Regions from separate parts of the Homo sapiens genome. Here all the other regions are linked to region 1. Evidence: chromatin loops called from intact Hi-C (ENCODE). Cell type or tissue: endothelial cell of umbilical vein. All regions are shown on one strand. Links, peaks and the distances in the headings refer to the core of each region. The heading gives the core; the rest is flanking DNA. Region 1 overlaps SGCG (sarcoglycan gamma). Region 2 has its middle 120 kb from the start of LINC00621. Region 3 has its middle 100 kb from the start of LINC00621. Region 4 has its middle 32 kb from the start of FGF9. Region 5 holds the start of LOC124903134 (a long non-coding RNA gene). Region 6 overlaps SACS (sacsin molecular chaperone).

What was found. Peaks named below come from ENCODE experiments on the same cell type or tissue, not always from the same donor. Only the 100,000 strongest peaks of a DNase experiment are listed, where the experiment ranks them.
Region 2: a loop joins it to region 1, with 8 times the contacts of the local background. A loop is called at or near these places in 17 of 110 quality-filtered maps.
Region 3: a loop joins it to region 1, with 19 times the contacts of the local background. A loop is called at or near these places in 9 of 110 quality-filtered maps.
Region 4: it touches region 1 in a loop (19-fold over the local background); 3 of 110 quality-filtered maps call a loop at or near these places.
Region 5: a loop joins it to region 1, with 9 times the contacts of the local background. A loop is called at or near these places in 8 of 110 quality-filtered maps.
Region 6: a loop joins it to region 1, with 4 times the contacts of the local background. A loop is called at or near these places in 7 of 110 quality-filtered maps.

Annotation. Positions count from the first base shown.
Region 1 is chr13:23,317,934-23,321,933 of GRCh38, reverse strand. SGCG (sarcoglycan gamma) reads right to left here. Exons shown (of 8, transcript NM_000231.3): 7 at 1,174-1,297. LOC107984585 (a long non-coding RNA gene) reads left to right here. Exons shown (of 2, transcript XR_001749787.2): 1 at 1-368. Among named protein-coding and RNA genes, the nearest start is that of SACS-AS1, 99 kb to the left of the region's middle. RefSeq lists enhancers at 195-284, 295-484. In endothelial cell of umbilical vein, for the core only: a CTCF peak has its summit at 2,112 (motif pointing right); DNase peaks (open chromatin) are centred at 333 and 2,163; H3K27ac peaks cover 2,917 bases.
Region 2 is chr13:22,793,805-22,799,287 of GRCh38, reverse strand. No RefSeq gene overlaps it. Among named protein-coding and RNA genes, the nearest start is that of LINC00621, 120 kb to the left of the region's middle. In endothelial cell of umbilical vein, for the core only: a CTCF peak has its summit at 2,987 (motif pointing right); no DNase peak of the experiment used is centred there.
Region 3 is chr13:23,017,786-23,023,268 of GRCh38, reverse strand. No RefSeq gene overlaps it. Among named protein-coding and RNA genes, the nearest start is that of LINC00621, 100 kb to the right of the region's middle. In endothelial cell of umbilical vein, for the core only: a CTCF peak has its summit at 2,820 (motif pointing right); a DNase peak (open chromatin) is centred at 2,848.
Region 4 is chr13:21,636,015-21,641,497 of GRCh38, reverse strand. No RefSeq gene overlaps it. Among named protein-coding and RNA genes, the nearest start is that of FGF9, 32 kb to the left of the region's middle. RefSeq lists an enhancer at 2,389-2,508. In endothelial cell of umbilical vein, for the core only: a CTCF peak has its summit at 3,104 (motif pointing left); no DNase peak of the experiment used is centred there.
Region 5 is chr13:23,156,141-23,161,623 of GRCh38, reverse strand. It overlaps LOC124903134 (a long non-coding RNA gene), which reads left to right and starts at 1,948. Exons shown (of 2, transcript XR_007063719.1): 1 at 1,948-2,458. It also overlaps a transcript of SGCG not described here. In endothelial cell of umbilical vein, for the core only: a CTCF peak has its summit at 2,196 (motif pointing right); no DNase peak of the experiment used is centred there.
Region 6 is chr13:23,424,623-23,430,105 of GRCh38, reverse strand. The region is part of intron 1 of SACS (sacsin molecular chaperone); the gene reads left to right. It overlaps SACS-AS1 (SACS antisense RNA 1), which reads right to left. Exons shown (of 2, transcript NR_103450.1): 2 at 1,237-3,139. Among named protein-coding and RNA genes, the nearest start is that of SACS, 6.3 kb to the left of the region's middle. In endothelial cell of umbilical vein, for the core only: no CTCF peak of the experiment used is centred there; DNase peaks (open chromatin) are centred at 1,835 and 2,595; H3K27ac peaks cover 2,584 bases.

The sequences.
Region 1 (4,000 bases), core at 1-4,000:
AATTGAGCTTTTTCCTTTTTTTTTTTCTAACAAACAGGGTTCCAATATCAGTATTGAGCACTGTGTGCTGTAAGCCTCATTGTGACTTTGGCTTGTGTCAGTGAGGTTTTAGCAGCTCCTCCCCTGCTGCCTGCTGTTTCACTTTCTTTGGTTTTAGTTTTGATTTTAGTTATCTGCTGTCAACTTTGGTCTGGATAATATTAAATGGAAAATTCCAGAAATAATTTATACATTTTAAATGGCACCCCTTTCTGACTAGCGTGATGGAATCTTGAGCCGTCCAGCCCAGGACATGAATCATCCCTGTGTCCAGCATCTCCAGCTGTCTACGCTCCCAGCCCGTGAGTCACTGAGGAGCCATCTCCACGGTGAGATCCACTGTTAAGTTATTGTGGTACTTGTGTTCAAGTCACCGTTAATTTTAATTAATAATGGCTCCAAAGCACAAGAGCATTGATGCTAGCATATTGTCATAATCACTTCATTTTATTGTGAGTTATTGTTCTTAATCTCTCACTGAGCCTTATTTATAAGTTAAACTTTAGCAGAGGTGTGTATGCACAGGAAAACAGATAGTGTATACAGGGTTCTGTACTCTCTGTGGTTTTAGGCTTCCAGTAGGGGTCTTGGAACAAATCCCCTGTCAATAAAGGGGGACAACTGTATTTCTAGACTTGAAGTCCCAGATTTTATCTTTATTGTAGTTGACTTTGAAAAAAACACTCTTATTTTTCATCTTTCATTTTCATTTAAACTGGAAATGCAGCTTAAACGCAGCACTCTGGGCAGTGAAAGGTGACAGTGGTTGTTAGTGGGTGACTCCTAGTGACAGCCATCCCTAGGAAATGGCAAAATGGACATTCTCTGTAAACTGTGAACGTCTGTAGTGTTTTTTTTTTCCGACTTGAAAATAACAAGTCACTAAATCACTTGATAGCATAAATGCCAGTTAAAGAAAGCTGTCTGGATCTAATACAGAATAATTTTAGACTTTCTTGGCCCTTCTTTCAATGCTAAATTGTCTTTTGCTTTCCTTGTACATTTGCTACTCTATGACCTTCACAATGTTTTCCTACAAACTACTAGAAATTTAATACTGATAGCTTTACAGACATGGTACTCAGGAATATCATCAGGACATACAGTAGGAGGCTGATCTGTGAATGAACTCACCATTCCATCACTACTATGAAAAAGAATATCCATTTGAGAAAGCGCCTCAATTTTCCCAGCGTGAGCTTGAATATGCACACCCCTTGGGGCATCCATGCTTAGACTCCGAGTGGGGGATTCTAATCTGAGATGAGGAAAAGAAGCACAAAAAAAAAAAAAAAAAGTATTAAAAATAGCCACTCCAGCAATCCCTCAACTTAGCATGGGAAATATAACTAGTAAGATATGTAAGTCTTCAAGTCATTCTCAAATGGTAACATATTGTGCATTATTCATTGATAAATCTAGAAATAATGTGAAGTAAGATATAAACTTTGTATCAATGAAAGCCTATGAGATTAGTATCCTCTAAAAGCCGATAAAAACATTAGGCAGTCCTAATCCCATGCAGCAGTTTCCGATGGCATAGTTAAGTACTCTGGCATACTATTTCAGAAGAAAATGCCATTTATGAATTACTATACAAAATTATTTTCGTTATGTTGCCCAGGCTAGAGTGCAGTGGCTCTTCACAGTTGTGATCGTGGCACACTGCAAAATCGAACTCCCGGCTCAAGAGGTCCTCCTGGCTTGGCCTCTCAACCAGCTGTGGCAGGCTTGTTTTTTAGTTAAAACACCAATTTATTTAAGAAAAAAAGATAGATTTAAGGACAACACATGCATTTTCCACATGTTCATAAGACAGAATATAAGTTTGGTCTTTTCTTTATTATTATTTAAAAACATTACAGGGCAAATGGAAAGATTTCTTTTGGAAAAAATACTAAACTGATAGAACCGAAAGGAGGGAGGTTGGCCTCAGCTGGCTTTTGGTTTTGTAAAATTTATCAGACTTTCCTTGTGGTTAAGCCAAATATAGAAAGAGAACCAAAAATATAAGAGCCAGAGGAATTCTCTTACTTGCCTCTGCCTGGAAAAGGCTGTATTTCCACCAGATGGCACAATGTGATCATTTGAAACACTTTTCAGCTGCTCAGCCCCAAAGTTTGAAATGCTGATTTCAAGGAAACGCTTAAAGGGCAGTAGGAAGCAGAACAAACAGAAAAAGATACCTAATTCGGAAATCCTACCCATTGTAGGCTAGGGTTTCATGGGAGGAGAGGGGCAGGGAGCAGAGAGAAAGGGAAGTGGCTTAAGAGAGAAGTACCCTGATAATGAATCTGCACTTAAATTGACTGAACATTTATTTAACAGACTTTTTACATCTGATGAAATTGCTCCCTTGAATTGGCAAGTTTTTTTTAATCTATGACTATTTGTTATAGAAGACAAAGTTTCATTTTCTGAGCATGTGAAGTTTGACCTGCCCCACATTTTGAAGTCTTACCTTGAGTATGAGAAAACGCTTAGAGACATTTATGGAATTTATTGGTCAAGTTAGGCTGGGGAACACTTTGGTACAGCTCCATGTGCATGGTCTGGCTGCCTGCCCAGTTTGCTTTTTGTCTTTTTTTTTTTTTTGAGACGGAGTCTTGCTCTGTCACCCAGGCTAGAGAATACAGTGGTGTGGTCTTGGCTCACTGCAACCACAACCTCCTGGCTTCAGGCGATTCTCCTGCCTCAGCCTCCCAAGTACCTAGGTTTACAGGCACCCGCCACCGTGTCCAGCTAATTTTTGTATTTTTAGTAGAGACGGGATTTCACCATCTTGGCCAGGCTGGTCTCGAACTCCTGACCTCGGGATCCACCCGCCTTGGCCTCCCAAAGTGCTGGGATTACAGGCGTGAGCCACCACGCCTGGCCCCAGTTTGCTATTTTGACCTTGGATAATTGTCTACATTTTTCTTGCGTGGAGGAGTGGAAGGAAGGAAGAACACAGAAGCACCTTTGAAGCCTGGTCAATTTCAGGCAAACTATCTGTGACCTTGAAGATCCTTGTGAAAGTGGGTGTTTCCAAGATCAGTCATTAAACGACAACAAAATGACTTCAACCTGATCATTTACTAGTTTTTAACCATGTTATAATGGGACGCTGCTAAGAAGAGCAAACTTCTTACCCTTTGCATTATTTCTAGACTTGGAGATGAGAAATTTCAGTTCAACCCAGATTGAGACACATTTTACCAAAAGGCTGAGATAAGATTGCTCTGAAGTATACATTTCCATTAACACATTGAACAGTACTCAGATACAAAATAACTTGTTTTCTGTCTTTGTTATATTTTAGTTTACCCTCTTTTCTGAATAGGTAAATACATAAATATTATGACTTCAATGAAAAGTAAAAGAGTTTTGAACAGTGTCACAGAAATATATCCAAATGCTTATGTGTGTGTGTAATATTAAATATATATTATATATAAATATGTATATTTCTATATTAAATATTTAGGTCCCATCATGGCAGTTTTCTTCTTAGGACATAAGACACTGGACATAAGGCACTAACTTTGCTTTCAGAATTTGATTCACTCTCTTCTCATTAGTTCAATTAAAGATGTATACAAAAGACTTGGAAGTTGACTTTGAGAGATCTCACAGTTGATTGGTGTATTAGTCAGGGTTCCCTAGAGGGACATAACTAGTAGGATATAACTAGTAGGACATAACTAGTAGTTATAGTAGGACATAACTAGTAGGAAGGGGAGTTTATTAAGTATTAACTTACATGATCACAAGGTCCCACAATAGGCTGTCTGAAAGCTTAAGGAGCAAAGAGAGCCAGTCCGAGTCTCAAAACTGAAGAACTTGGAGTCCAATGTTCGAGGGCAGGAAGCATCCAGCATGACAAAAAGATGTAGGCTGGGAGCCTTTTCACATTTTTCTGCCTGCATTATATTTGCTGGCCACTGATTAGATGGTGCCCACCCAATTAAGGGTGGGTCTG
Region 2 (5,483 bases), core at 814-4,813, 520 kb after region 1:
ATTTTGCATTCCCACCAGCAATGAATGAGAGTTCCTGTTGTTCCACACCTTCACCAGCATTTGGTGTTGTCAGTATTTTGGATTTTAGTTATTGTAGTATGTGTGTTGTGGTATCTCATTGTTGTGTTAATTTACAATTCCCTAATAACACATGATGTTGAGCATCTTTTCATGGGTTTATGCCTGTTTGCCATCAGTCTATCTTCTTTGGGGAGGTGTCTGTTCAGATCTTTTTCCCATTGCACTTACTTTTTTAGTCACCTTTTCTTGGACATTCTTCTCTTTTGATGAAAATTGTGTTTGTCGAGATTGACCTTCCTGTTTCCCAGAATCTTGCTTACTTTCAGTTTTGAAATTTGTGTAATTTTTCTCGGTGTGATTTTGTTCTTTCTGGAATACATCCTTCAGAAGTTCATTTCATGACATGTCCTCATGACATTTTTTGCAGTTTGTCTGAAAACTATTTATTTCTCTGTTGTTCTTCAATGAGAGTTTAACTGAATACAAATCTCTGGATTTATAGCAGTTCCTTTTAGAACTTGGAAGATGTTATTCTGGTATTTTCTAGCTTATCGTTTTTAGTAGCCATTTTTATAGGTAATTTGGAGTTTAATTTTTGAGGGGAGGGATTTTACAGTTCTAAAATTCGTCTGAAATGGGAGATGTTTGAACATTTATTTCTCTTGGTATTTGTTTTGTTTTTGAAGCTGAGGATTCATTTATTCCATTTAATTTGGAAAACTCTTAGTCATTATATCTTGAAATATTGCTGTACTCCTGTTTCTCAGTTCTTTTATATTAAAGGTTCTGTAAACCATATCCTGGACCTTATTTTGTACTTCATGTGTCTTAACCTCTCCTCCATGTTTTCCATCTCTATCTATGCTGTGCATTACGGTTAGTTTCTTCTACATGTTGTTCAGCTCCTTGTTTCGATCTTCAACAGTGTCTAATTAAGATGCCCACTGTTTACCGAGTTTTAAATTTCAATGGTGATATATTTTACATTGAGATGTTAATTTTGTTTCTTTATAAAATTCTTTATAAAATTTTGCTAATTTTTAATAGCATTTTTCCTTTTCATTTTCCAATTCCAGGTTTTAATCCTTAAATATCTCCTTCTTGAAGTTCAAACAAAAATGTAAACCTCTCACACTGCAACTCCATTGCACTTTCTGTGTATTAAACTTCTCTCTGTTCATTATTGTTGAATCAATTTATGCCCAACAAAATAGGGGCTATAATGTGTTTGTCTCAAAAATAATAACTCAAATACTAATAAAAGCAAGATTCTCCCTGATGCTGGTCATTGATTCTTTCCACAAACATTTGTAGAGATCTACTACATGCCTGGCAGTAAGCTGTGTGAGAATATGAAGTAACCAAGCTCCTTATCCTTAAAGAGCTTAGAGTTAACAAAGGGGAAGTTGTAGAAGTAAAGGCAATAATAAACCAGTTGTGTCAGGAGAATATAGATCTGGCTTTCTTGTTAATTGACTAGCCAAGATAATTATCCCAGATGTATAGTGTTTGTAATATTTTATATATACAAATAAAGGGCTACGAGAACAGAAACCTACATATTTATACTTGCTCAACTGTGGCAGGCATAATGAAAGTGGCTCGTCTCACACCCAGTACAAAGCATATTTCAAAATATGTTGAGCCTAGCAAAGATATAGAGCAAAAACTCCATTTATCGTCTGGGGAGGGGGGAAATCCTGTTTAAATGTTTTTTGTTTTTGTTATTGTTTTTGTTTTTTAACTGAGTGCATGTAAAATATCCCTTTACTTCAAGCACATAAAAATTGTCAAAAAGGAATCACGTTTGATTCCATTCCAATAGATATAAAAGTGCATTTTAAAATAGTATTTATTCAAGATAAAACTGTTAGAATATTTGGAAGGGAAGGGAATTTTCTTAACCTGCTAAATGGTACGCATAATAAACAATAGCAAACGTTACACACCATGATGAAATAGAAACAACGCTTTAACGTCAAGAACACAAGAGAAAGCTTTCTGTTTTCACCTCATTGATTCAACCTTGTAGCTGAGGTGTTTTAATGCCTGCAAAGGCATTACAAACACAGACAGGAGCATCAGGTTTGGAAAGCAATTTCATGCCAAAGTTTTAACTCCAGAGGAAACCTATACACTGTGACATGTAAAAGAATGTTCTTTGCAGTGCAATTTATCATATTGAGCAAATGGAATCAACTTCACTGTCCTGTTCAAAGAGATGTATTACTACTATACTGTTGTTAAAAAAGAACTAGAACTACAAATATAAATAGATAAAACTTCAAAACCTACCATTAAGTGAATACCACAAATTGCAAGAGAATATATATACATACACACACATATATCTGCCAATGTGTATCTCAATAGAATGATGCCATATGTGTTGTAGACATTTCAACTGATAAAATAATGGTTCATAGTGATTATGAATTATACATATTTACATAAGAAACAAAACTAATACTCAGAAGTCAGTAGTTACTTCTGAGAATGGAGAGATGGGATAGTATCTGTGTATTTGTGAAGATTATTTCTTTAATTTAGAAAAATATATAAAGTAATATCGTAAACTTGGGTACACAAGTATTTGTTATTATTTCTGTACTTTTTAGTACATTTTAAGTATTTCATAATTTAAAAATATATATATTTTTGAGACGGAGTCTCAGCCTGTTGCCCAGGCTGGAGTGCAATGGCACGATCTCGGCTCACTGCAACCTCGGCCTCCCCGGTTCAAGTGATTCTCCTGCTTCAGCCTCCCAAGTAGCTGGGATTACAGGTGCGCGCCACCATGCCCAGCTATTTTTTTTTATCTTTAGTAGAGACGGGGTTTCACCATGTTGGCCAGGCTAGTCTTGAACTCCTGACCTCATGATCCGCTCGCCTCGGCCTCCCAAAGTGCTGTGATTTCAGGCTTGAGCCACTGCACCCAGCCAGTAAAAAATAATTTTTAAAAATGTCATATTACCACATGATGGCGCCATAATCCCATTAATATAGCTATAAGGCCTTAGCCATCAGAAAAAATATTCATTACATCCCATTGATTTATAAAGAAGACAACGAAAAGTCTACAGTTCCCTACTCATGGGTGCTAATGTGGGCCTGCCTGCCTCTGTGTGTGTGTGTGTGTGTGCACGCGCATATGTGAGAGGGGCAAGGCAGAGTTTCTCTCTTGCACTTTACTAAAAGCAGCTAAAAGAAACCATTCTGAGGCTGGGCATGGTGGCTCACACCTGTAATCCCAGCACTTTGGGAGGCCGAGACAGGTGGATCACTTGAGATCAGGAGTTCAAGACCAGCCTGGCCAACATGGTGAAACCCCGTCTCTACCAAAAATATAAAAAATTAGCCAGGTGTGGTGGCCTGCGCCTGTAATCCCAGTTACTCAGGAAGCTGAGGCAGGAGAATCGCTTGAATCCATGAGGCAAAGGTTGCAGTAAGTGGAGATTGTACCACTGCACTCCAGCCTGGGGCAACAGAGCGAGACTCTGTCCCAAAAAAAAAAAAAAAAAAAAAAAAGAAGAATAACTGTCTCCTTAGAATTGGAAAGAAACCCAGTTTGCAATAAGGTAGAATCTCAGTAACAATAAAGTCAAAAGCTTATTAATTTAAAAATCTGCTAAATTTAAATTCAGATTATTTGGATAGAAAGTTGTTCTTTGCATTAATATAGATGGTTTGCTAGAGGCTTCCTTTCTGATCAGCAGAAATGGGACGATGTGGTTAACTTGGCTGTAGGTGGCTGCAACTAGATTTTGGATATGAAATTCAGCTCCTTTTATCTAGAAAATGGGTAAAACAACCCGTACCCACAAACTATTGTTTTGAGATGAATTTCTCTTTACATCCTCATCGATAAAGGACTCTTAACTGATGAAAGGTTAATTAACCTCCCTGTCACCTCTCCCTTTGAAGGAATAGACTATTGTCATATACCATAAGAATCGCATCCCATTCAGTATGATGCTGTCACCAACCATTTATAAAATGGCCAATTCCTATTAACTATGAAACTCTTACATATAAAAATGCTGAATTAAAAACAGGGTTCTACACTATTAACTATGCTTTTGGATAACTAATTAATAATATTTTGTTTTTTATCAGAACCTGCTTTGTGCTTGGTGGATGAAAGAGTGCAATATATTGTTTATTTATTTTAATTAAACAATATATATTGTTTTAAAAATATATTTATAATTTTTATCAAAGCTAAGATTGAGAAGAACAGACCTTTTTCTCTTGAATTACTAATAGGTATGAAAATGACAATATAGTTTTACTTCGTGGCAGAATATTAATATTTTTATGTATTGTGCATTTCGCTGCTATAGTAATGACATTAAATTAAAAAAAAAACAGTGAGAAATGTTACTCACACATATATTCCTTGGACCAGCTTAGTGGTCTTATCTCAAAAATATGCACAACATTTTTTCCCAAGTTGACATGTGATACAGTTTCAATAACATTTAGATAACAGTATTTAAGACATGCTGATAACACCATTAGTCTGGTGCAGGGCTTACCAGGGTGAGCTGCAGATTCTAAGGCTATAATGGGATGTTTGTTTGTTTAATTAGGTGGTTAGTGGCTTTATGAAAAAAAATTGAATTTGAAATTGTAAGTTAGAGCAGTATAGTTAGAAAAGGTGAGAATACAAATGCAATTGACGAATAATCCAATACTGATGGTAGAGAAAGAGGAGTACACTGAAATAAGAATCAGATAGGCTTTATGGATGGGAATTTGGCTACAGTCTAGAAGGATGAAATCTAAAAATGACTTGAGTTGTGGCCTTGTAAATACGGTTGTACAAATCATCATGGTTAACATCAAATCACAGTACTGTTTGAAGCTTAAAGATGACAGTTTTAGGATAAAGGGGAAGATAGTATCAATGCGGTATATATTCCAGTTGTGGGAATTTCGTATTTAAGAGGTCTATAGGAAAGGCTTAAAGATATGGCCAAAAATCCAAGGATTTACCTGTTAATGTCACACGAAGGCTCCTACCCTTGCCCAGATAAAAGCCCAGGAAGTTTCGTGATAAGAAGGGATGAGGTGAGGGAAGGGATTGGGCCACTCCTCCTCATCCTTCTGAGAAATATTTTCAATTCAACTCTTTTAGAAACTTTGAGCTGGAAATGATCTTGCAATCTAAGCACCATATGAGGAAATTGAGGACAATGATATTACTTCACTTATTTCAGGCAGGGCTGAAACCTAAAAACTTAAGAGCCATATATGGACAGACTAGGTTCTTTGAAGTGGCTGAGAGTTGCTGGTGTAATTTGAGTCTCGGGGCACTGGGGTGTGGGCCTGGATTGGTGAGTACACACGGAATGACCTGCCCATCCAGGAACCTCTGAGAATCAGGGAGCAAAGATCAAAGAAAAAGAAAAATGTCAGGACTTGGGAGAGGGTGTATTACTGAAGGTTAGAATATAACG
Region 3 (5,483 bases), core at 687-4,686, 300 kb after region 1:
GTTCACATTCAGTTTGAATGTAGTGACATCTGGCACCTGTGATTCTCAAGTTCATCTCTGGTTGAATTTCAACAGCATAGAATGTGAAAAGAAGAGATCCTGAGGAATATCACCGTTAAGAGAGAAAAGGTGTCCAGAATGGCTACGAGAAAACTTAAGAGGACGTGACATTTTAGAAGCAGAGGAAAGAGAGCATTTCAGAAAAAAAGATAGATTACATGAATAAGTACAAAATATATATTTTTCGCTTTACATAAAGACACACTGAGTGACATTTTTGAAAACAATTTTAGATGAGTGAGGACTAAAGACAGATTGTGCGTGTGTGCGTATGTGTGTGCATGTTTGTGGTGTGTGCATGTGTGGTGTGTGTGTGCATGTGGTGCGTGTGTGTGGTGTGCATGTGTGCATGTGTGTGGTGTGCGTGTTTATGTGTGTGGTGTGTGCGTGTGTGGTGTGTGCATGTGTGTGGTGTGTGTGTAGATGTGTGTGTGCCTGTTTATGCATGTATGTGTGTGTGTGTGCGTTCATATTGGTGTGAATATTAGTGAGGCTGTTAAAGTGAAGATAGTGAGTAGCAGCATCTCCTGCATACACTGCCCTGGGAGGAAGCTTATATTCCTTCCCCCAGATTAATTTTTTTAAAAAAGAAGGAAGTGGAAAGAGAAAACCAATCAATGGCTTTGCACAATCTATATAAAGGAAACCCTGTGTAAATGTGCTAAGTATGAAAAAAAAATCTCATGTTTTAGAAGATACTGAGAATAGTAATAATATATGAGGTCACTTTTATAGGTAGGAAAAGAAGGTCTGTGGAAGAGTAACGAAATAATAAAAGAGAGAGAGAGGAAAGGCGGACACTGATGAGATGGAATGAAGGCATTGGACCTCAGGTCACCTGACAACGAACCCAAGGAAAACAGGCTGGGAACAAAAGAACCATTTTACAATCAACATCTCCTTGAATAATTTACTTAAACCATATAAATAATAGAAAAAAACTATTAAAAATGATTCTTGGTGGATTAGGAGGAAAGAAATGGGGCACTGCGTTGTAATTATATCTCTCTGCTCTTGCAACAGATGTTCAATAGGAAGCCCCAAATGCTTGTTGCTAGTTGTTATGCGTGCCTCAGAGCAGAACAGCTTGTCTGAGCTCTGGGCCCAGAATACTGCAATGTGAAAATAGGCCACAGGCATGAAATTCATTGTGATTATTGTGAACAGACACTGCTAACAGTACCCTGGGGCTTGTGGCTTAGGTAACTTTTCTATTTCCAGCGTAGGAATAAATTACTCTGTATGTCATTTTGCATAATCAAAATGCAATACCGTACGAATTGTCAATAGACATACAGCACAAAAGCGTTTTAGGATATATGAATATGTCAGGAGCATATGTTTTCCACGGATTCATGTGAAATTGCTAAGGTGAAGACGGCTAATGTTTATTAACTGGTTAGTTTTTGAAGTTTTAGAGGCAATATTGACGAGGATTCATGCAAACAAAATCAAAACCTGTTGTATACTACTATTCTGTGTTGATAACCTTCCTATTATGACATTTGTTTTAACTAAATAAAAGTACTATTTTATTTTATTTATTTATTTTTTTTGAGACGGAGTCTCGCTCTGTCGTCCAGCCTGGAGTGCAATGGCGCTATCTCGGCTCACTGCAAGCTCCGCCTCCCGGGTTCACGCCATTCTCCTGCCTCAGCCTCCCGAGTAGGTGGGACCACAGGCACCCGCCACCATACCGGGCTAATTTTTTTGTATTTTTAGTAGAGACGGGGTTTCACTGTGTTAGCCAGGATGGTCTCGATCTCCTGACCTCGTGATCCACCCGCCTCGAGCTTCCAAAGTGCTGGGATTGCGGCGTGAGGCACCGCGCGTGGCCCCAAAAGTACTATTTTAGAAAGGGAAAAAGATTGATTTGGAAAACAATGTAAGAGGAAGGTAAATTTTAAAATAATCATTCAAAGAGGAGCCCTTAATGGAAGACTATGAAAAAATTAGAATAGGGAAAATCAACAAAGTAAAAAGAATCCCTTTTGTATGTCTAAACACATCCCCAAAACATAATGTGTTTAAAACAAATATGTTCAGCGAGATCATAAATTAATAAACTATGGGAAAGATTGCTATACAACTATTATTATCAGCTTAATAAAGAACTAAATTTTGACCTGTTTAAAGGAATGTACTACCAATATGCTATTAAAATTTGTAAAAATGATCTCTTAAAGAGAATTTCTTTCATTGGATAAACTAAAAACTATAGTATAATTTTCATAGCCAGTGTTACACAGAAAGGATTTACTTCTCATACCACTTCACAGGAAAAAGTCCTAGCACTATTTGGCTTCAAAGGAATAGTCAGTATGTCTACTAGATACAGAAAAAAAGATAATTTCCATTGATTTATGAAATTACTCAGGAGATGAAACTTACTTTGTCAGCAAAACCTCGGCTTGCTATGATGATCACATTTGGAGAGTAATTTTTACCTTTGTTAAGCATACTATCATTAATTGTCTTATTTTATCATAAAATTCTATGATATTAAAATTCTCTATCACCAAACTGCTATGGTTTATCTGTTGCCTCCAAAACTCATCTGGAAATTTATTCCCCCACGTGGCAGAAGTGAAAGGTAGGGCGTTTGAAAGGTGATTGGGTCGTGAGGGCAGAGCCCTCAGAAGGGGATTAATCCATTCATGGATTTATGGGTTAATGGGTTAATGGATTAGTGGGTTGTCACAGGAGTGGGACTGGTGGCTTTATAAGAGGAAGAGAGTATACAGTGCGGTTTGTCACACTGCCACTAGATGGCAGTGATGATGAACATGGACCTCACATTTACACAAGCTCTACAACCACCTGAGCTTTTAGTTCTTTTTATTTACTATGATGCTGTTGTCACCATGGCACTGACATTAGAAATATATTTTCCTTTCAGTAAGTTAGTAGCTTTACTGAGCCCTTATTATGTACTAGACAATGAGATATGCCAGAATCACCATTTTATAGATGAGAAAATGGAAATCCAGGAAAATAAACTGAAAAGTCAAAAGTCAATAAGGCAAAAAATGAATTTAAGTTCAAAACAAAGTCTGCTTGATTCTAAACCAACTCCCTTATCTACTGAATACTTGAAATAGGATAGTGTCTGATACCTCTTAGAATTGTCACAAAGCCTTGGAACTACAGAGAAAAAATGAAAATAGTTTTTTGAATGAATTGTAATTCTATTGCTTGACTTTCTTTGGAACCAAAAACCAATATCTTTTATAGTTCTCTAGATTTTTTTAATCTTTGGGACTTACTTTTAGGGCTTGGTGAGTATATCTTTTGTAATGATTAATAGAGCCATATAAAATTCGTTAATAGACTCAAATACTTACAAGCGTAAACATTACAAATTAGCATATGAGGGGTTATACATTTTTAAGTAAAATTTTTAATGGGTATAATAAGATACCCAAAATGATCACAGGATTTATCTTCTAATATTTTAATACAAAATTTTTAATTTCTTAAAATGAGAATTATAAAAGCAAGATACAGAATCTAATTTCCTTTGGGATTAAATCTTGCAAAATAATCTAATTTTGCTTTAGGCCTCAATTATCCATTGATTAGATTTTCCCATGCTATTATTTTCCTATTGGTATTCAATTTATTAATAAAAATTGGATTGTTCTTAAATATAAAATGAACCTTGATGAGATTATATATTTATATAATGAAATAATAAAGGCACCATAAATGTGATTAATGCAATAAAATGTATTCTTTAGAGGTGTGTCCAGTGGCAACATATGCTCTTTCAGAGGCGTATCTGTTGTTTATTATATATTACCCTTTCAGATAACCTTCATGAATTATTAAATCTTTTTTTCAAATTTGTAAATTAATGCTGCAGTTCACCTAAGTCACTAAGACCGCATTTCCCAAATGCAGAAAGATAGAGGAAAAGAGAGGGTATCTTGGAAGTTTATGTTTTCATTTAATAATTTATTATAAACATAAGTCCTTCTCATTACATAGTTTTAACACATTATTTTCAATGGATTATTTAATTTTAATATCAAAATTTATAAACAAATATCAAAAAATGTTAAACACAAGTTCTGTTTGGACATGAAGTTGTCCTTCCCCACTGTATTATAAACAACGGGAATCATCCTTACTGGCTGGATAGAAATGTAACTCTTTATATGTCTCTCCAGGATATATGCTGTTTCAGGAACCATACCAATACACATACCCTAAATAGTGTATAAAAGCACTTGTCACTCTAATAGCTTAATTTTGCCCATTATCTAAATACATATGGACTGTACTTGTGTACACCTACATCTCGCCAATTTGGGAAAAAAAACTCACCAGCTACAATGAAATAACAGAGACCAGATTTCAACTTCTACCTTGAACAAGTGGAAAACTGGGCAAAATGCATAAAACAGTAGATTTCAGATGTTGGCCAACATTGCTAAGAGATGGCAAATAAACGCGGCAAGGCTTAGAAGTGCCGTGTGCTTCCTGGAGAGTTTCTGGTCTGCAGCACAGGAGGGATCCAAAGAGAGCCCAGTGAGCTCACTGACTTGGGGAAACTGAGTTCAGAACAAGGGGAGCCACAGTGGCCAGAATTTGCAGGACAAAATGCTGGAAAGGGAAAGAGGTCTGGAGATTTGTAGAGGGATCTCCTCTGGTCTTTGGTTTAGCACTGAATGAGCATGGGTGGGTGGAAACTACTGAGAGTCTGGAAAGAGCCATCAGAAAGGAGCAGCCAAACAATCCCCACAGCTCACACTGTGTGTGATAAGTGTGTGCAATTACACCATGTGTGTTATACAGTGTGTGCAATTGTGATACAGTGTGTGTGCAATCACACTGTGTGATACAGTGTGTGCAGTTACAGTGTGTGTGATACAGGGTGTAATTACACTGTGTGATATGGTGTGTGTGCAATTAGAGTGTGTGATACAGTGTGTAATCACACCGTGTGTGATGCAGCGTGTGCAATTACACAGTGTGATATGGCATGTGCAATTATACTGTGTGATTTTGTGTAATCACAGTTTGTAATGGAGTGTGTACAATTACACCGTGTGTGTGATACTGTGTGCAATTCACAGTGTGTGGAATTACACAGTGTGTGATACAATGTGTGTAATTATACTGTGTGTAATAGTGTAACAGTCAGAGTTTAAGGTTATCTCTCTTGTTCCCTGAACATTGCTGTTATCCTGTTCTTTTTTCAAGGTGCCTAGATTTCATATTGCTCAAACACATGTGCTCTACAAACAATTTGTGCAGTTGACGCAACCATCACAGGGTCTTGTTTCGACAGACATCCTCCTCAGCTTACAAAGATGACAGGATTAAGAGATTAAAGTAAAGACAGGCATAGGAAATCACAAAGGTATTGACTGGGGAAGTGATGAGTGTCCATGAAATCCTCACAATTTATGTTCAGA
Region 4 (5,483 bases), core at 884-4,883, 1.7 Mb after region 1:
TCTAAGATGATAAAGGAACAGCTATCATACATACACAAATCCAAAAAAATCTAAACCACATCCAAACTGTCTCATTTTTCTTTTTTTGAACAAAAGTAACCAGACGTGTCAGTCAATTATGCTCAAGGAAAATTATTATGGTGGGAAAGACCTAGCTTATCTTTGAGACCACTTAGTTGCTGTCTTAAGTTTTGTTTTCTTATATTAAAAATATTTTGCAACTTGGCCAGGAGCGGTGGCTCATGCCTATAATCCCAGCACTTTGGGAAGCCAAGGCAGGCAGATTATTTGAGGTCAGGAGTTCGAGAGCAGCCTGGACAACATGGTAAAACCCCGTCTCCACCAATAAAATACAAAAATTGGCCAAACATAGTGGTGCACACCTGTAGTTCCAGCTACTCGGGAGGCTGAGGCAGGAGAATACCTTGAACCCAGGAGGTGGAAGTTCCAGTGAGCCGAGATTGTGCCACTGTACTCCAGCCTGGGTGACAGAGAGAGACCTTGCCTCAAAAAAAATAAAAATAAAATAAAAAATAAATATATATATATACACACACACACACACACACACACATATTTTGCAACTCATTCAATACCTATATCTTTCTACACAGAAGATATAGTCTCTATATATGTCCATATTATGTCAAATTTAGCAATGTATTAAATTTAGTAAAAATAAATTAATCACATCATTTAGAGAAAGGATTCCCATGACTGAAAATTCAGTGGTTCTTCTCAGGGCTAAGACTGGGATGAAGCGAGCAAGGTGCTTCTGCTGCAAAATTTGATAGGCTCTCCGTCCCTCCCTCCCTCTCGGGAGCTAGACCTGTACTGGCATGACCCCGAGAGGGAGCACATGAGGTACTTACATTTTGCATGTGGGATGCCTCACTCTGGTCAGACAAGTTCATTTCCTTCTGGGGTCCAGTCAATGCTGCCATGATCGGGCAAGGCTGGTTATTCTCACAGATGAGGCAAAGCCAACCATATGAGCCACCGGGAGCCGTCCTGTGGCCTGAAGATACAGGGCTCTCCTGGGCAAGGACAGGCAGCACTCGTTTTTGTCACACTTGTGTTATTAAAACCTGTGATAGTAGCCTGGTTCAGTTATCCTAAATAGCACTGAACAGCTCTTGCCGCTGGAGTGAATCCAGCCTTCCTTATGGACTAGCGTCAGGTGAACGCCCTTCTGTCTTTTGCCCCTCCATTTTCCCTTCCGAAGTGCTGCAGTTTGTAAACGTGAAATCAGAGGTTGGGGGTTGGCAAATGGATCTGTCTGTGACTTACTGCTCCATACTTGTTGAATGGAATGCCTGAAATCAGCAAGAGGCTAGCTCTGCAGAAGATGGGTTTTGAGAGAAAGCATGGTTCTTTTTTCACTCGCTATTCCAACTTTGTTTTTGCCAATGGGAACAGGTTCGTGTCGCATGAAACGTGTTTGGCTTTCTCAGGAGCTCCTCAACCTCCAGGAGACGTGAAAAACACTTCTAGCCAACAACGCAGAAGTGCTAGTCACTGAATGCACATTGTTGCAGGCCTGTTGTTGCTCAATGAGATTAGTCTCTAACTGATGCACACGGGTCTTATTGAAAAGGCTATTCTGTAATTGTTGCCATTAGTGAGGCTACCATTAGGCAGTTGCCTAAAACTTCCTGGAGGGACTCACTGGAGGCTCCAGCAGCCACGGTTCACTCATGTAGAACAGCAGGAGCTGCGCTAATTTCCACTCTCCCATCCATTAGGGGAGAGAAGCAGCTCATTAGAGGTCCTCCCCTCTCAACTCCAATTACCCTGGGATAATGACAAAACATGGAGCACAGTAGAAACTCTGAGAGCTCCACAGCCATTCCTCTCATTCATGATCTCTGTTGATTACATCCACAGAAATAAACTCCAGACCCCCAAATCTTCGCACAGCCAAGCTTGTCGACATAATCAGCCATGTGAATGCCTGGTCACATTAATTTAAAGGCTGAGCGTTTTAATCTACATATGAGACTTTTAGGGGAAATGCTTAACATAATAGCATAGCCCAGAAAGTTGTTTTGTTTTGTTTTTTCCACGTCTTCTTCCTCTCACAAGGAAAGAAACTCTCACAGCAAGGTGAAGCAAAATCATTAGTCTCAAAAGTTTTAATATTATATTTCTAACCTTTGTAGAGAACTTAAATGCTAACCCAGATATCCCCTCCCAAAGTCATATTAGTTCAGCAGCAAAAAGATTGTGGGGGTGGGGGTACAGGGGGAAAGGCTGGGTGAGAGAAAGAGAATTATTTCCCAGAAAAGCATAAAATTGCAAGAATCTCAAAAAATTGCATCTCCCTTTGCCACTGTATCATACCACCAGGCATAACGGGGCCCTGGGCCGCAGGGCCTGTGACTTTCACACACTTTTGTTCAATGCCATTAAAATTTCAGTTCTGCTTTTATGCTCTCTTATCTGCTTAGTTGATTATTTATGTTGCAATTCACACTAAGTTCAAAAGCCACCACTTTTTGATTTTCAGATGTCTTCATCCTCACTGGTGTCCACCTCATCCCCAGGCCTATCTCTGGGACAGGCAGCCCTTTTCTTATTTCTGGATGGGATCTGAGAAACTGTCATGATACTTGTCTGAACTTGTTAGTGGTAATGTCTCCATAGTGCTGCAATAAGCAAATGTATCATTCAATTGTCTCACTATTTTAAGTGAAGCAACCAGTTGCTTTCTGTGTTATGTAAATATTCTTTCAAATATGCAGAAGCATATTTTGGAGGGGGCTATTTTACTGACATCTTTTTCATGGGCACTAATGAACGAGATATTTTTACAGATAATCTAAATAGCATAGAGCTCATGTATTATAAGGATACTGTTAAAAAGAAACAGTGCTAACCACATATCCCAAAGTCCTGACGGAAAAAAACTGTAACTGTTTGGAATGTAATAAAACTGTCCAAATTTTACATGAAGTCAGCTCTGCAAACAGCAAAACATAAGTCACTCTTCTGTTTATTCTGTGCCAGTAATAAACATAAATTGTTGCTTCCAGATAGAAAATAAAAACAAAGAATAGAGGCGCCCTCTTGTGGAGAGAACCAACACTACCACTTCAAAATTGCTAGCTTTCTCCAATTCAGACCATGTCCCAAATCATATGTTCATTTTTAAAGGAACTCGCCTTCCTAATTATTGCTCAAGTGAATAGTTGTGCTACTAAGCAAGGGATTCGTAGTTTCATTTGCTCTGCAATCAGAGGCCTTGCCTCCCAAATTCTAGTTCTTGGGTTAACTCAGCTGACGCACCTGTGAGTTACCATAACCCCATGACCTCGCCAAGGGCCCATATACATAGTGCCTCCTTTGCTGGAACTTCCCTCAATGCCTGGGGCCAGCCTGGCTAGGGCTGTGACTCTTAAGGGTCTCACTTCAGGTTCTGCCCCTCTGGGGACATACTGACCCTTGTTACTACATGTCTGATGAACTGGTCTTTCTCTGTATTGTACGTTAATTTTATCTTCATTATTTGAAAAAGAAAACCTGTTATCAATAAATCTTGCAGTCATTGTCCTAAGAGCAATAATTGTGCTGTTCTTATGTTTCGAGAACAAGCTAGAGCAAGCAGTGTTTCATAGCATTTATTATGGTTTTCCAAAATTGCTGAGCTTTTTCTGTCTCTCCTCAGATGACAAGCACTGGAAAGGCAGAGACCCTTACCTCCTTTGACTTCACACCGTCAGGGCCTTTCATGGTTTCTAGTATACAGTGGGTGCTTAATAACTAGGTGTTGCACAAATAAATCCCATTTCCACATCCAAATTTGGTTTGCTGAAAGCAGCAGCCAAGACAGCCACATAGGTAGTAACGCGCACAAGGGAGCGGCAATGCAAAGAGGAACTGTGGCTGAGGTGCCCGGAAGCTCCGCTTTGCAAACCGGGGACTGCAGGGGAGAGAGGACGGAAAGGCCGTGGCGGCCGAACTTCCGAGGCTGAAGTATGACACATCCACCTCACTCTGCCGCACCCACACTTCAGTGGGATCAGGCTCCCTTGGAGGGTTTGTTAAATGCAGGGTGCTGGGCTCCACCCCAGAGGCTGTGAGTCAGTGGCTCTGGCGTGAAGCCCAGAATATGCATCTCTACCAAGTTTCCAGGTGATGCTGTTGGTCTGCAGAGCACACTTTGAAAACCACTGAGGTAAAGCAGTGCTTGATTCACACTCCGACTGCAAATAAGGAACACCTGGAGACTTCTGAAAATGTGGGTCGGCCACACCACGTCCAAGACAACTGAAATCCCTATGGGGGAGACTCAGGTGGCAGTCATCTTCAACTCCACCCCCACCCCACCTGGCAGAAGACTATAGACAGAAAGTCTTGGCCAAAGTCCAGGGCTTTGTGTATATGTTATTAGTTTCATGGAAAGAAACATACAATAACACGTCACTTTACTGCGAAGATTTCCCCTACATTATCTCATTTGCACCTCAGACAATCCTGGGGGGAAAAGAAAGCAAAAAATGTAGCTCAATTTTAAAGAAAAAGAATTGAAGTAATAAATGGCAGCCCTTGGACTTAAGCCAGATGATTTCTTTTAAAATACCACCTTTAGAGTTAAGTAAACTTGGAATAGAGGTCAGGGTCCAGCTAGGGAACCAGAAGCCTCTTGGAGAATTTAATAAACAGCTTGGCTACAGAGGGGATGGAAGAGCTGAGCAAAGCAATTCAGGGATTAGCAACACCAGGAAACTGCCACCAACCTGAAGAAAGCGCGAGAGGGGTGAGTGGCCTTCACAGTCACCTGGTGCAGCAGGACCCCGATGGGCCTAGCAAAGCCATGGAAGAGAGAGAATGAAAGGGAGAGATTCACTGGCTTCTCCCTTCCTGCCAAGCTCCAACCAGTGTCTCCTATTAACCCAGCCAATGCAGAAGCCACCTGACCTGGAGCTTGGGAAATGCAGCCGGGCAGGCTCAGCAGAACTGTGAGGGTCCTAGCACAATCAGGCCCAAAGCTGGCCACATGGACTTGAATCTCAGGTCTGCCCAAGTAAATTGGGTAACCTCGGACAAGTTACCTGACCTCTCAGAAATGGAATTCTTCAATCCATAAAATGGAATTCTTCAATCCATAAAATGGAGATTATATCTAGATTCAATAATTGACCCTAGCATGTCGCTGGCCCTGAGCAGGTGCCCTATAAATATTAGTTTCCCTCTCTTCTCCCTGCTCCTCTGCTATCAAAGCTGTTGGTCTTCTCTCTATCCCACAATTAAGAAACCACTGGAAATGATGAGTCCACACTTCAGCGATCTCTATGCTACTTCCACAATGAGAGTTGAGACTTTCCCATGGGGCATGGCGGATATTGCTGCCTAACCGTGGATGTCATCAAACCCCAGAGCTGCTGTTGCTGTCACAGGAGAGCTAGAACAGGACTACAGAAAGGTAGCTACCATAAGCTATAATAAGACAGCGTCTGCTAGGGTGCTTATGATGGGGCAAT
Region 5 (5,483 bases), core at 1-4,000, 160 kb after region 1:
TGTGTACTTTTGGAATAGAATTGTGCAATCTCTTCTTTACAGCTTCTTTACAGTCTGTTCATATCAAAGGAAGAAAAGCATGGGAAGACCCATATTACATTGAAAAATGTAAATACGATTCCATTGCTTTATTAGCACCAATTTACCTGTGTTAAGGAACAGCCAGGAGTATTAGTACATGAATAGTACGGATATACATGGAGCGCCAGCATTACAAAATCCGCCTGTACAATATTATCACTGGATGAGTAGATGTTTCACAGATCAACTGGCTGGTGCCGTGCTAACATTCAGAAACATCAGAATACTCGGTAATGATGTAAGAACAAGCAACTTGCTAACGCTGATGTAACCAAGTGACAGCATGCAAATATGTAAATATTAATTAGTGGTACTTAATGGAGGTAATGAGTATAAGGGTGGTGAGGATCATCAAGTTATTATGTAATCCCATTGAAGACGACAGAGCCCCGCTGCTGCGCTTCAGTTCCCCTCTAAAACCCCCAAGTAACCCCTACGCAACTTTGCACTTGGTGCAGACACTCCGCTTACTCAGTGTTACAGACTCCCCAGCAAGCAACCCAGGGCAAAGTTTTTGGCAAAATCATTTGCAGAGAACCAATTCACTCTGATTCTCTCACACCACACACACGCACACAGGAAGTTATTAAGTCTCATTGCAGAATGAGGATCAGTTAGTGAAGTCTTTGGGCAAAGAAAAGCCAACTGTCTAAATTACATTTTACTCTTGTCCCTGAGCCCCCACAAGGGGGCAGGGGAAGGAAAGTGCTGTCTGGGGCAGAGAAGGCGAGGAGAAAGAGGGCACGGGTGGTGATGGAGTCCTAGGAGGAAGGCTGGAACCGGCATAGGGACGTCTAACAACAGAGGGGTTAGTTTAGGAGGTTGGAGGAGAAGGAAGGGACCCAGGAATTGGGGGAACTGAAGGCGAAGTGGCGGGCCGTGGCTATTCTCTTTACCTGCTGTACTTCTTGGAGTCCCGGGGCGCAAACAGCCGCTGCATTTCCCTTCATTCCCGACGGGATGACACCACAGTCTTCTCCCCAGACAGCGCGGGCCTCTGCTCCGTCCTTCCTCAGCGACCGCAGCGACGACTCTGCTCCAGGGCGGGGGAGCAGCTTCCCAAGCCGCGGGCGCCCACTTCCCCGCCCGGACTCCGGGCGGTGCTGGCCGGGGCGCGCGGGGAGGCGGGGACCAGGGACCCCCCAGGAACTAGCCTGGGCTGCTGCACCGCTGCCAGGGCCGTCCTGCGCCTAGCCGAGCCCAGGGCGCCGCCGGCTGGACGCCCGTCAACTCCCACTGCGCCCGGCCCCCGAGCGCGCCCGGCTGGATCCGGCGCGCCCCTCCGCCCCAGGCGCCGCCAAGTCCCAGCACTATGCGCCCCTCCAGATGTCCGAAAGCGCCTCTCCAGGGCAGCCTATGTCCCTCTGTGTCCTTCCCGCGACGGGCCGGGCCCACCACTCCACACCTCCCGGGTCCTTCCATGTCCATCACCGTGTGCCTCTCCAGCATCCCCCCTCCCCTCCAAGTTCCAACATAGCACTCCTTCACATATTCCCCGCGTCGCTTCAGAGGTTCCTCCAGCCACTGCCCCGCCCCTCCACTTTTCCAGTTTCTCCAGTTCTATCGAGGCGCGCCCCTCCAGCACGTCCCCACCCCTCCACTCCCTCCCCGCGTCCCTGCACTCCCTCCCCGCACCCCTGCACTCCCACTCCGAGCCCCTCTGTGACCAAACACCGCGCCTTTCCAAGCGCTCCTCCTTCGCGCCGCCCCAAGATTCCCCTCCATACCCTGCACTCCTTCCGCACCCACCCACGCACCCCTGCGCGCCTCCACCCGGCGGCCTCTCCACCCTCAGACTCGCCCCCGCGATCCAGCGCGCGGGGCACTGGGCAGGGACATTTCTCGCTCCCACGCGAGTCCTTCGCTGCAGACGCTGGGTGCCTTCTTTCCAACCCAACTACTCCTGCTGAACGCATCTTGGGCTTGGAGCGCGGGACCACAATCTTTACACTTCTGGCCCTCGTCCTTTACTGTCAGAAAGGGTCAGCACCTGAGGAGATTTAGATAGTCCCTCTGGAGGGAGTGGTTCCATTTGCGAGCCTTTAAAAGTCTTGCCACCCAGCCTGTCCCCCGCAAACCCCTTGGGTTTATCACAGTTTACTCACTCTCGCGCAATGCTAGTTCTCCATCCGCCGCTAGGAGGCACCCCGAAGGGTTTGCTGTGGTGAAAACAATGCTGCATGCAGTTTATGCTGCACTTTAGTTAGCTCTTGGAGGCGAGCTGGGAAATAGTGACTGCTGATCCATGGACAAAGAAGCCGCTTTTTACTATGTTCTATTTTCAAGGCCTGAAGAAGTTCTCTGTAGCACATAGTAGTCTGGAGTTGGTTCCTGCCGGTGGGTTCGTGGTCTCAGGAATAAAGCCGGGACCTTCGCGGTGAGTGTCACAGCGCTTTTAGATGGCACGGACCAAAGAGTTGGCGGTACCAAGGTTTATTGTGAAGACCAAAACAACAAACGTTTCACACTGTGAAAGGAGACTCCAGCCAGCATGGGGGGCAACTTTTATTCCCTTATTGTCTCTCCCTCCCCTGCCCCGCCCCCATGTTGCTTTTCTGTCCTACCAGAGTGCCCTTTTTTCAATCCTCCCCATGATTGGCTACTTTTAGAATCCTACTGATTGATGCGTTTTACAGAGCGCCAATTGGTGTGTTTTACAGAGCGCTGCTTGGTGTGTTTTACAGAGGGCTGATTGGTGTGTTTTACAATCCTCTTGTAAGAGAGGAAAGTTCCTCAAGTCCCCACTTCACCCAGGAAGTCCAGCTGGGCTCACCTCTCAATACAGTTTTCTAATTAGTGCTTGTGTATTTAACTCACTTATTTATTCGTTGACATTCTCCGTACACATGCATCACGGGGGAGCATCTTGGTTTTACCAGCTTTGTGTGAATGGTATGGGTATCTGAAGATGTTTGGTGAGTGTGCTAAGGAGGTAAACTTTCAAATATATTCCCGAAAGGATCATGCTGGTGTATTTTATGATTTTTTACAGTAAAAATCTGGTACCATATTTGGGACCAAGTAGAAACATAAAGATGTTGGACCGTTTTAAAATGTTTTTAATGTAACAGAATGGATAACTGCAAGGCAGAAATGTTTACAACTTCTAGATTACACTTTTTAAAAGCAAACTTTTGCAAAGGTAGAAATTGAAACGAGAAAAGCCAATTTTCCAGAAGTGTCCAGTGCAATACTTCTCTAATTACTTCTCTCTCTTATAGTTGATAGACAGTGATAATCATTTTCTAAAAATATCCCCCTCAAGGAGCAAAGGATAAACAAGATGGATATAGAGATATATTATTAAGGGTATATTAATAATTTCCTACATATTTCACAGGCAGCAAATGACAGATATTGTGAATTATTACTCTAAAAATGTCCGTACTAATCAGTAAAGGCTGCAGTTTAATATTTCTGCCAAAGAATTCAAAAGTTATTAATGTGTTTTAATTGCCAAAACTAATCTGATCTCAGAGCCAGAACTTCTCCTTTGTTGGCTTAGAAATAAATTATTAGCAACAGTTTGTGCTGGTGATGACGATCGCAGTGGGGATCTAGAGAACTTATGAGTCCCGTGATAAAAAGCTAAATATATCCGAAGTGGTGTATGAAAACAACCAGGGGTGTGGGCAAGGGATACCATCTCCAGACTGGACCGAACATCTTACCAGTAATAAGAATTTTGAGCAACTCAATACATGTATGTTTATTTATAAGTTATATGCGTTTATGAATTTATTGTATATTTTCTGTGAATGCCAATATATTGTTTATATTGTAAAACAGAAAGATAAATTTTAAAAGGATATATGAAAGTACATATAAATAAGAAAAGCAAGGAGGCTGAGGCAGGAGAATCGCTTGAACCCGGGAGGTGGAAGTTGCAGTGAGGCGAGATGGTGCAACTGCACTTCAGCCTGCGCAATGGAGGGAGACTCCATCTCAGGGGAAAAAAAAAAAATCAAAGAAAAGCACTGGAATGGTGACATGCAGATCTCTCTGTAGATCCTCTCCCCGATGAAACAACTCTACCTGATCGAACTATTTTTATTTTATTTTGAAATTTATTTTTAGCTGTAATGAACTTTATTTTTTAAAATTCTGATGATGTAATTGTTTTTTTTTTTTTTTTTTTTTGAGACGGAGTCTCACTCTGTCGCCCAGGCTGGAGTGCAGTGGCGCGATCTTGGCTCACTGCAAGCTCTGCCTCCTGGGTTCACGCCATTCTCCTGCCGCAGCCTCTGATGATGTAATTTTTAAATTTCAATAGTTATGTGGATGAATTGTAGAGTGGTGAAGTCAGAGGTTTTAGTGCACCCATCACCGAGCCGTATACATTGTACACAATATGTAGTTTTTTATCCCTTGCCCATTTTCTGGCTTCTGAGTCTCCAATGTCCATTCTACCACTCTGCATGCCTTTGTGCACCCATAGCTTAGCTCCCACTTATGAGTGAGAATATACGGTATTTGCTTTTTCATTCCTGAGTGATTTCACTTAAAATAATGGCCTCCAGCTCCATCCAAGTTGCTGCAAAAGACATTTTATTCTTTTTTGTGGATGAGTAGTATTCCATGGCATATATGTACCACATTTTCTTTATCCACTCATCAGTTGATGGGTACTTATGTTAGTTCCATATCTTTGCAATTGTGAATTGTGCTGCAATAAGCATATGCGTGCAAGTGTCTCTTTGATATGGTGACTTCTTTTCCTTTGGAGTAGATACCTAGTAATGGGATTGCTGGATTGAATGGTAGATCTACTTTTAGTTCTTTGAGAAATCACCATACTGTTTTCCAAAGAGGTTACAATAATTTACATTCCCACCAGCAGTGTATAAGCGTTCCCTTTTCACTACATCCACACCAACATCTGTTGCTTTTTGAGTTTTAATAATACCTACGCTGGCTGTGGTAAGGTGGTATTTCATTGTGGTTGTAATTTGCAATTCCCTGATGATTAGTGATGTTGAGCATTTTTTCGTGTTTTTGGCCATTTGTACATTTTTCTTTTGAGAAATGTCTATTCATGTCATTTTCCCACTTTTACATGGGTTTTTTTTTTTTTTTTTTTAGACGGCATTCTCGCTCTTTCGCCCAGGCTGGAGTGCAGTGGCGCTATTTCGGCTCACTGCAAGCTCCGCCTCCCGGGTTCACGCCATTCTCCAGCCTCAGCCTCACGAGTAGCTGGGACTACAGGCGCCCGCCACCGCCCCCAGCTAATTTTTTGTATTTTTAGTAGAGACGGGGTTTCACCGTGTTAGCCGGGATGATCTCGATCTCCTGACCTCGTGATCTGCCTGCCTCGGCCTCCCAAAGTGCTGGGATTACAGGCGTGAGCCACCGCACCTGGCCTTTTTTTTCCTTTTTGATTAGTTTCAGTTCCTCATAGATTC
Region 6 (5,483 bases), core at 680-4,679, 110 kb before region 1:
CTCTCGAGTGGCTGGGATTACAAGTGACTGCTACCACGTCCGGCTAATTTTTGTATTTTTAGTAGAGACGGAGTTTCACCATGTTGCCCAGGCTGGTCCTGAACTCCTGATCTCCAGTGATCTGCCCACTTCAGCCTCCCAAAGTGCTGGGATTACAGGCGTGAGCCCAGCCAATATTATATTAAATGTTTATGCTAAGTGACCATCCAGAGACAATCCTGATTACAAAGAACAGATCTATGTTCATTTTACTGTCATATTCCTGAGAGTCCCTGCTAAGAATAGTAATAAAAAGTACCCAAGATTTTAATGTATTTGGAGGAAGATATACTGGGTTTTGGAACCTGGCTCCACATCATACTAGTTCTGACACTTAACCTCTTGCAGCCTCAGCTTCCTCCTTCTTAAATGGGATTCATGATAGGTTAAAAATCCCTACCTCGGGCCTGGCACGGTGGCTCACGCCTGTAATCCCAGCACTTTGGGAGGGCCAGGTGGGCAGATCACGAGGTCAGGAGATCGAGACCATCCTGGCTAACACGGTGAAACCCCGTCTCTACTAAAAATACAAAAAAATTAGCCGGGCATGGTGGCGGGCGCCTGTAGTCCCAGTTACTCAGGAGGCTGAGGCAGGAGAATGGCGTGAACCCGGGAGGCGGAGCTTGCAGTGAGCCGATATCGCACCACTGCACTCCAGCCCGGGTGACAGAGCGAGACTCCGTCTCAAAAAAAAAAAAAAAAAAAAAAAAAAAAAAAAAAATCCCTACCTCAACGACTGAATCACAGTTTAGTGAGCCTCTGCCATGGTTGTACATGGTCAATCCTCCCCAAAGAATTAGTTTTTAAAGAAATAATTGAATATTATTTTTCCTTCAAAAAGTCAATATTATTAGATAATATCAATTAAGATATTATGTATTCTGAAATGACACTTAAACATCAAATATATTTTAGTCATATAATCTATTTTTAAAATTTCATTTAGCAGCTTTGAGATATTCACATACCATACAATTCACTCATATGTGATATTATTTTTATGTAAAATTTTATCTTTGAGAATAATTGAGCTTTTGAAGGCAAACCTAAGACTCTGGGAGATTCTATTTCGGTGCCAGCCTTCTAGTCTCCTGCCTCCACAATTAGCTCTGCCAGTTGACAAGCTAGAATCTGAGGCCAGATAAACTACATACAAAATATGTGTAGTTTTATTATCTGTAAATTGGCTAAAGAGACTAAATTATTCACTCTTTATTGAATACTTTCTGTATCCATAAACCTAAGTAGGAGAGTCAAAGGTGAATAAGATATTCTTGAGCAACTTTCAGCAAAGTAGATGAGAAAGATTTGTATGACACAGAAGGGATTTGGAGCACTGGGGGAATAATTTATATATTTTTCTTATTATTGAAATACAGTATTTTTTCTGTTGTACATTTTACATCGAAATCTTTATTACACACACACAAAAGATCAGTAGCACTCTCCTTTACCTTCACCTTTTGTGCTCTAGAAACTATTTTACGTACATATTTAATTTCAGGATTATATTTAAGGTCTGGTACTGGCTGTGGTGACCCCCGACCTTTCCTGCAGCACACTATGCCAACACAGGTCTTTCATTAATGTCATCCAAAATGCTTGCTGTGCCTTACCTTTAAAGGTCTATTGATTTATAGCGTGAATTCATCCGACTTTTCCATTTTGCAAATATTCTATTTTTAAACCAATTTAGTCTTTGCTGACTCATATTTTCTCCTGAAGTTAGGAGAGTGAGATGATTACTTCGCTGATAATTCCCATGGAGGCGTTCTGTGGGCCTGAAGTCTGTCTGCATTTGGCTCCTTGTTTTTGTAATGATAGCGGCTTTCAAGGGTCAGCTTTCACCATATTCCAGAGGATTTGGCCATGTATGAATTTGGTTGAACCAAAAGGATGAATTTTTCATTCCCATCTTCAGATGAACATGGACCCCATTTCTTAGGAGATCACCAAGGGCAATTCTGCCTCTATTCCTTTCTCAAAGAGCGTTTCTAGGGAAACTCAAGCTGTTCTGCCAGGTGCAGCTGCAGAGGCGTGTCTGTGAACACGGCAGCACTGAAAACTATGAAAAGCGAAGGAATCCTTCAGGGAAGAGGGGCTTTACTAGTCCCAAAGACACTCTTAAACAAACAGACAAGACAGCATATCAGAGGAGATAGAGTATTCGTGTGGTTCCTGATTGTATTTTAACCTCATTCCTGCAGGAGAGGCCTTTCTTGTCCCGTCCTCGTCCTCGGGGACCAGCCAGGTGTTGCTGTCCTAGTTTCTGGGAAGCAGCTTTATCCCCCCTTCTCTCCGGTGCAATTCACTTTGTCACCTCAGGAACTTCTTCACTTCCCACACTCTTCTCCTGCCTCCCTCTGCCAAAAGGCTCTACCTCTGCCAAAGGGCGGCGTTTAGCTCAGGGAACAGCTCCCATTATTTATACAATAGTTATGATTTAAGTCCCCAGTCTCCTGGCTGTTCCTGTTTGAAACTGTGTAACTCAAAGAACTTTTCCCATCAGTGAGTAAGTGCAGCTGGCATGTTTATCTTCCTACTCCTTAAATGAGATCATATGTACAGTAGTGCCAAGTTTTCCTACTGTGGGTCAAGCCCATATGCCAAAATAGGATATTTTTGCTGGGAAGGCCAAGAGGTCACTGCGTGGCACATCTGCTTGCTAGCTGTGGGCAGTGGCTTGAGGTTCCAAGCTGGGGAGGAGGGGAGCCCCTGTCCCTAACAGCTGCTGGACAGCACTGATTGTTTTGACCCCTGAAGCATGAGAGGAGGTCATGAATCAGTGGGCAGAGAGTATCATGAACACATTTCATGTCACTTCATGTGTTAAAAAATATTAGATCAGCAAAAGTAGTAGCATCTAATATTTGCAAAAACCGTCTGCAGTTGACTAAATGCTGTTAGAACACAGCTCAGTTTGGTGTTGCGGTGATACAGTTCATGGATAAGGCAAGCTGGCCCTGTTTAGGGATGAGGAAAGTTGGGCACAGCGAGATTATGCGATTCTCAAGCCATGGTGAGGAGAAGACCGAAGAATGTTCTCTTCCATCAGGTGGTGCTACTCCCCAAATGGTAGGGTAGAAGCAGCGTTCCTCTTCTGAAAAGAAAGAGAAGGAGGAAGAAGGAAATGAGGTTTGAGGGGGTGAAAGGAAAATATCTTAGGCCCCCAAAATCACTAAGGAAAACTCAACCCAGGAACTGCTTAGGGCAAACCTGCCTCCCATTCTATTCAAAGTCACTCCTCTGCTCTCTGAGATAGATGCATATCTGATTTGCCTCCGTTGGAAAGGCTAATCAGAAACTCAGAAGAATGCAACCACTTGTGTATCACCTGTCTGACTCACTTCCAGTCTTCTTGCTTTTGCTTCAAGTTGTCCCCCCTTTCCAGACCAAACCAATGTACTTCTTTTTTTTTTTTTTTTTTGAGACGGAGTCTCACTCTGTCACCCAGGCTGGAGTGCAATGGCATCATCTCAGCTCACTGCAACCTCCACCTCCCGAGTTCAAGCAATTCTTCCATCTCAGCCTCCCGAGTAGCTGGGATTACAGGCACCCACCATCATGCCGGGCTAAATTTTGTATTTTCGTAGAGACGGGGTTTCACCATGTTGGCCAGGCTGGTCTTGAACTCCTGACCTCAGGTGATCTGCCCGCCTTGGCTTCCCAAAGTGCTGGGATTACAGGCGTGGGCCACTGCACCTGGCCTGTACTTCTTACATATACTAACTGATGTCTCATGTCTCCCTGAATGTATAAAACCAAGCTGTGCCCTGACCACCTTGGGCAAATGTCATCAGGACTTCCTGAGGCTGTGTAAGGGGTGCGTCCTCAACCTTGACAAAATAAACTTTATAAATTAACTGAGACCTGTCTCAGATTTTCTGGGCTCACTGAAGTCCTATACTTGTGTCAGGCACTCAGTCGTGGGGAATAAGTAAGAGCTGGGAGCCACCGGGATTTAAACGAAGTATGGGCTGTTGCTGGACTCTTCTGGACACCAGTTTCCTTCTCTGTATAATGAAATTCACAATTCCCTACCAAATCACTAGGCTGTTATGAGACTGAAATAAGATCATCCCTATGAAATCACTTTAACAAATCTAAAATACCATGCCCCTGCAAGGTAATCTTATTGTATTGCATTTTAATTTTACTACCAGTATCATTCCAATTGTATAAAAATTTTGTATATACTAATATTCTCTGCCTTGTCACACAGACCCCCGGCGGCCATGCTCTAGCTCATAGGCACGAGCCCACTCCCGCAGGGAGTCAGGCGGGGTGGAGCTTCGGGGCCCCAAGTCCAGCACCCACCTGAGATCTTCACACCCTGAGCAGAGCAGTCGGGGCAACTTAACTGGGCACCAAGTGGGCAAAAATGGCGCCTTCCCCACCACATGTGCAGAAGGGTGAATTCCTGGATGTTGAGGGGTGGGGGCACAGAAACTCCCTGCCCGCTCTCCCCAGGAAGAGGGCAGGGCCCATGGGGACAAGGATTCCCACCTCTTCCCCACCACCATGGACATAAGGCCTTAGTGGACACCAAGGCCCCAGCACGACATCAGGCCCCAAACGACACTGGACTCTAGGTGGACACTGGACATCAGACACCAGGTTGATGCCAGGCCCTAGTCAAGTGGACTCCAGTCCCTGCATAAACATCAGGTCCCAGTTTGGCACATAGGCCCCAGGTGGACACCAGGCCCCTGGTGGATGCCCAGGTTAATACCAGGCCCCAGGTGGACACAAGGTCCCAGGTACATTCAGGTCCCGGGTGGAAACCAGGCCCCAGATGGACATCGGGCATCTGTATGTCAGGTCCCAGGTGGACACATAGGCCCCAAGTGGATGTCTAGTCCCCAGGTAAATACCAGGGCCAAGGTGAACAGGAGGCCCCAGGTGGACACCCTGACCCCAGAGGACCATCCAGCTCGAGGTGGACGTCAGGCCCCAAGTGGACACCAGTGTCCAGATGGACATCAGGCCCCAGGTAGACACTCGACTTGAGGTGTACACCAAGCACCAGGCTCACGCCCAGGCCCCCGATGGATACAATGAAACAACAGGTTCCATTCAGTGATATAATAAAGCACATCCCAAAGCTCCTTCACCCATATCTTCATGATAATTAACTGAGCTGGATAGTCACATGTTCATATATAGGCCTAATAACCTCAGAAATGTAATTGTTTAGATTCTACAAAACCTGTGTTTGGACTTGTTTAATGGAAACTCAGGTTCCATTCAGTGATTTAAAACAGCACATCACAAAGCTTCTTTGTACATAGCTTGGTTTTCGTTATTAGTACTGGACGTTCATATGTTGATATATAGGCCTGATAGCCCCTGAAATGTCATATCTGAGATTCTACAAAACATGTGTTTGGAACTTGCTTCATGGAAACACAGGTTCCATTCATTTATATAAAACAGCACATCAG